2 separate regions of the Homo sapiens genome follow, and region 1 is linked to region 2. Evidence: chromatin loops called from intact Hi-C (ENCODE). Cell type or tissue: psoas muscle. All regions are shown on one strand. Region 1 overlaps BTRC (beta-transducin repeat containing E3 ubiquitin protein ligase). Region 2 holds the start of LBX1 (ladybird homeobox 1).

Region 1 (2,500 bases), 260 kb after region 2:
GCAGATCTGCAGAGAAAGGCAGGACCCAGGTTTTAGTGCTGATTCTGGATGGCCCTTGAATATAGACAGAATATAGACAGCTTATAACAAAGCCATTCCAAGGCAGTTTTATTTTACAAATCTAAAACTTTCGGTAGTTCTTTTGAACTACCGTGTTTCTGTAAATTTCTTCAGTGAACTCTATGAACCGTTTTTTTTGTTTTTGTTTTTGTTTTTAAATAGCAGCGGTTCAGCTGTTGGGAACCACTGATATATCTGACTGAGGCACTTCAAGATGCTAGAATTTATTCATATTTCTATCTAGCCAGGGAGCTAATAGGCTCGAGCTTGTCTTTGTGGATTGATCTAGATTAGCATGAAATGAGCCCAGTCAGTGTCTTCCTCAGTGAAAAGGGAGAGGTTAGGGGAAAGAGGGATGAAAGAAGAAAGTTCTTCATCAAGAATTGACTGCAGTATTGCCTGCTGATGCATGTCGGATCACCCGCACAGAGAGATCACATGGCTTCTCCAAAAGTCAAACGATCAATTCGCCTCGTTTTGGCTCTGTACTTAATGCACAAACAGTGCGATCTGCGGGGCTGTAATTGCATTGTTAGGGCCAAGGAACAAGGCTGTGCCTTTTCAGCAGACAGCTGGCAGGGAGAGAGGCATGTTGTTAGGAAAGAGAGAGGCAAGGCAAATAAAATTACTGCTAACGCTCAGAGATCGGCAGGAGTCCTACTTGCCTAATCTTACCGGTGGGAGCAAGCGGCTGTTGTAATCCAATTATAGCAGCATAAGCAATTTGTTAGACACTCCGCATAATGTAACAATTTCCCAATAAACTCTGACTTGTAATAACGTCGGCAAGAGTCCGCATAAATCTGCCCGAATGGTGGGGGCTGGAGCATTCGGCTGGGGGCTTGTAATTGGCGCCATCAGCACGTTTTGCGGAGTGCAGTATGGTGCAGTCTTTTAGTGCAGGAATTTTAAGGAGAAAAGCGTGGCACATTTCTCAGGGAAAAAAAAAAAAGTGGCCATTAAAAGGGGAACAGCAAGAAGGGCATACTCTTGCCGTCACATTACCTAGGAATCTTAGTGTAGAAAGAAAACAGGAGGAAGCCATGTTTCCTCCTAATACTAAAGAGGGGAGGTGGGGAAAAGAGTGTGTGAATTAGTTAAATTTCTTTATTTAAAAGGCATCGGTTTCTATTATTTATACCTTCATCTCCAGCCCCCTAAAATGCTGTTCAGGCAGGGTTTAGCTAACATTTTTATAAAATGGTCATACTCAAGACAAGCCTAGAAATGCCAAGTTAAAATCTGTTTTCTTCTGGAGTTAGCATTTTCTTTACAACATGAAATATATATTCTTTATGACCAGGACAAATCTTTTGAAGATATTATCTCACTGAATATCAGACCTTTCTGTGGTGTTCTGACTTCTGCTTTAAGAAACTGTCACTTACTGAAGGGTTTAAATCTCAGCTTGTTTGCTTAGCTGCACTGCTTCTTTTCTCATTCTGAAACATATTGTGAATATCTATGATACTAGGATTAGTAATCAATCTTATTGAAACATTACATTTTATAAGAACATATCATTTAAATTTATACTTGTGTGATCATTATAGAAATAATTTTGATTCCTAAGTAATAAAATTTCTGTTTTGGAAAAAATATTTGTTGTTATATGGGACAAAATAAAATCACCCTTATTAATTGATTAGCATTTGTAGTCACAGAATAGGGTTTCTTGTTATATAAGGTATAGGAGGTGAAGCGTGCTTATGGATTTGAGTTAATAGATTTTCATGCTACTCAATGTTTATTAAATGTTACCTACTTTCTTATGCCAACCCATTTCTTCATTGCTATATAATTTGTGTCAAAACCAACTATATGAAGAACAGGATTTTTCAGAATATCCTGTTGCTGTGGGTATTACCACAATAAATACTTACTTGCAGACTTAAACATTTCCTTTTGCTGAAACAAATGCAGCCTTCTTTGACTGGAGCTACATCAATAAACTGCAGTGCCTCTAATAAAGCCACTCAGTGTCTGGGTTTAACTAATGGCTGATTTTCATGGCTTTGACAGTGAGCTGTGTGCGTTATTTTCTCCTGATATTGTAAAAATAATGAGAGCAAATTAGAACAATCAGTTTACACAGATAGCTCCTGATTGGAGGCGATGGGCAATATGGCAGCAGGTAATCCATCTTTGGACTCCTGTCACATTAACTTCAACAGTGTGAAAAGATCAGGTGGGGTAAGCAGGGATCCTACCCAGTCGGAACACTGAAATTAATGAGAAGAACAGTGTTCTGTGATCAACCTTTTAATTAGCAAGAGTGGAAACAGAGGGAATGATGAAGGGAGCACCACAGCTGCACAATGCCAGGCTCAGTTTCTGAAAAGGAAAGCAAAAAAATCTGTGTTTTATGTTACTTTTTTTCTTGCTGTGTACAGGCATTATCTTTCCATTCTAGAGCTGGTTGCAGGCTTAAGAAATACTG
Region 2 (2,500 bases):
CCGGGAGGCGTTGGGCTTTCGAGCGCTAGGAGCCCAGGGCGGCGGAAGACCCGGGGCGCCGCTCAATCGTCCACGTCGATCTCTTCGTCTTCCTCGTCCTCCGAGCAGTCCTGGCTGCTGGCCGGCTGGTCCGTGAGCGGAGAGGCAGGCGAGAGCTGCAGGGCGCCAGCGCCCGGGGCCTTCGGGGCGCCTGGGGGGAGGACCGGAGAGCCGGGCCTCGACTTGGCCCTGCCGCAGCCGCCGCCACCGCCGGCTGTGGCCTCCGAGTTCTGCTCGAGTTCGGCCAGCGCCACGATGTCCATCTGCCCGCTGGGGCCCAGTTTCTTGGCGGACTCTACGTCGGCCTTCATCTCCTCCAGGTCCCGCTTGAGCTTAGCGCGCCGATTCTGGAACCAGGTGATGACTTGCGCGTTGGTGAGGCCCAGCTGCTGCGCGATTTGGTCGCGATCGGCGGGGGACAGGTACTTCTGGTATAGAAAGCGCTTTTCCAATTCATAGATCTGGTGGTTGGTGAAGGCCGTGCGCGACTTTCGCCGCTTCTTAGGGGTCTGCCGCTGCCCAAAGATGGTCATACCGTCGCGGCCTGGGAGGAAAGGACAGTGTAGGCTCGCGTTGGGAGAGAGGAAGCCCACCCTGGCTCTCGCCCCCGTAACTCCGTAACCCACCCAGGCCTGTCCGGCCTGCAGTCTACCAATGTTCCCTTCTCAGATTTAATTCAGCCTCCAGGACCAGGGCAAGTCTTGGCTATGGCAAACCATCTCCTGTCTTTGGTCTCCCAGAAGTCCCTAGGAAAAATTGTTTTGGTCTCTGCCCCCTACCTAAGAGTTGGTTTGAAAGACCCAAAGTCTCTAAGGGTATGAGAAAGCCAGACAGAGACACCCTAATTGCGGTGTGAATGTTGGTTCTCCATCCCTTCCCAATCACTTCAACTCTACCCTACCCATAAGGTCCCCGGCAAAAGACTCTCGATTCCCCACGCCGAGTAGCCGGGCTAAGAGCGCCCAGGACACTGGGAACGCAAGGGAGCCCGGCAAAGCAAGCAGACTGCGGAAAGAGCTTGGCCACCCTTCTCCTGCCACCCCCCAGCTCTGGCCTACCCAGAGGTCCCTGGGAAATAAGGATTGGGTCCCGTCCCACATATCTTCACTCCCATAAGCAGCTGCTCAGGCTGGAAGGCCCTGGCGGCCGGAGAGGGCAGAGGCGAGCAGAGGCATAGGGGACGAAGCGCGCAGGGCACAGGGCGCGAGGCGCTGGGTGCAGGGGAACCCAGCAGCTGCGCCTACCTTCGGCTGCCTGCAGAACGCTGACCTCCAGCCCCTTAAACGTCTTGCTGGCGAGCTCCTCCAGCGCGCACAGCGGCGAGGTCTGCGAGAGCAGCGCGCGGCCCGCCAGGGGCAAGCCGCCCTGCGCGTGCTTGTCCGCGGCGGCCAGCAGGTGCGCCGCCCCGCACAGCGAGTAACTTCTCCGCACAGACGGCTTGTTGAGGATGTCCTCGATGCTGAACGGCGTCAGTGGCTTGTTGGAGTTGGCAGGCGGAGGCAGGTGGTCCAGCGGGCTGCGCCGCCGCTCCTCCCCCGGCGCCGCCTTGCCGTCCTCCTTGGAAGTCATCTCGGCCTTGTTCGGGGTCCCGGCCGGGGCGGCTCGGGCCGCGGGGACCCAGCCCGCGGGCAGCTCGGGCGCCGGACGGCGCGGGCAGGCAGCGGCGGGTGGAAAGGAGGCCGCACTGGGCAGGGCGCGGGCCGGGCGCGGGGCCGATTAGCGCGGCGGCTGAGGAGGGGAGAACAGCGCGGGGCCCCGGGAAGAGGGCGCTGACGCGGGCGCCGCTGCTGCTGGGGCTTCCAGCAATCCGGGGCCGGAGCCGGGGCGCGCTGCGCGGGGCTCCAGTTTCGCCAACCCCGGTGCTATTTAAAGGTGTCAGGTGGCTCGGCAGTGGCTCCTGGCCCCGGGTCCTGGCGGCCGCAGTTGGAAGAGCCGAGGCGAGGGCGCCGATCCCGGACTGCGAGGGAGGCGGAGAGACGGGGCAATTGACTATTGCTAACAAGTTAGCCTTGATCGCGGTGTAATCAATTATCTGCAGCGGCACTTCTTTCTCTTTCTCTCTCCTTTCTCCCTTTTTCCTCTCTTCTTTGCCTCTGTTCTCTCCTCCTGTTCTCGCTCTCCCTCCCTCCCTCTCTCTTCTCTCTTCTCTGCTCCCCCCTTCTCTCTCCTTCTCTCCCTCTCCCTCGCCCTCTCTTTCACTCTCTGTCTGTCCAATGCAGGCGGCTGTAAGTTGGGAAGCTCATTAATTAGCGGGCCGGGGGTAGGAGGAGCCGGCTGGAATTAGCCTGCCTAATGCGCCTGTCAGTCCGGGCGCTGCGCTGCGTTCGGCCCGAGCTGTTTGTAAATTACATTAGCTGCTCCTTTATTGCACCCGAACCTCGGGCGACTGAAAAGCCACCGCCCCCACCCCAAACTGCGAGCCGCGCTCCTGGCGCACCCGCCTCCCGCCGGCCTAGCTGCA

Evidence for each region. A loop is a pair of places that touch in the nucleus more often than their neighbours do. Peaks named below come from ENCODE experiments on the same cell type or tissue, not always from the same donor. Only the 100,000 strongest peaks of a DNase experiment are listed, where the experiment ranks them.
Region 1: a loop joins it to region 2, with 7 times the contacts of the local background. A loop is called at or near these places in 1 of 110 quality-filtered maps.

Annotation. Positions count from the first base shown.
Region 1 is chr10:101,485,444-101,487,943 of GRCh38, forward strand. All of the region lies in intron 4 of BTRC (beta-transducin repeat containing E3 ubiquitin protein ligase), which reads left to right. Among named protein-coding and RNA genes, the nearest start is that of POLL, 100 kb to the right of the region's middle. In psoas muscle, no CTCF peak of the experiment used is centred here; no DNase peak of the experiment used is centred here; H3K4me3 peaks cover 1,425 bases; H3K27ac peaks cover 1,361 bases.
Region 2 is chr10:101,227,208-101,229,707 of GRCh38, forward strand. It overlaps LBX1 (ladybird homeobox 1), which reads right to left and starts at 2,256. Exons shown (of 2, transcript NM_006562.5): 1 at 1,284-2,256; 2 at 1-583. The coding sequence starts at 1,608. The coding sequence ends at 63. It overlaps LBX1-AS1 (LBX1 antisense RNA 1), which reads left to right and starts at 2,387. Exons shown (of 3, transcript NR_029380.1): 1 at 2,387-2,500. In psoas muscle, CTCF peaks have their summits at 1,214 and 2,005; DNase peaks (open chromatin) are centred at 4, 433, 1,214 and 1,904; H3K4me3 peaks cover 2,500 bases; H3K27ac peaks cover 2,500 bases; H3K27me3 peaks cover 1,483 bases.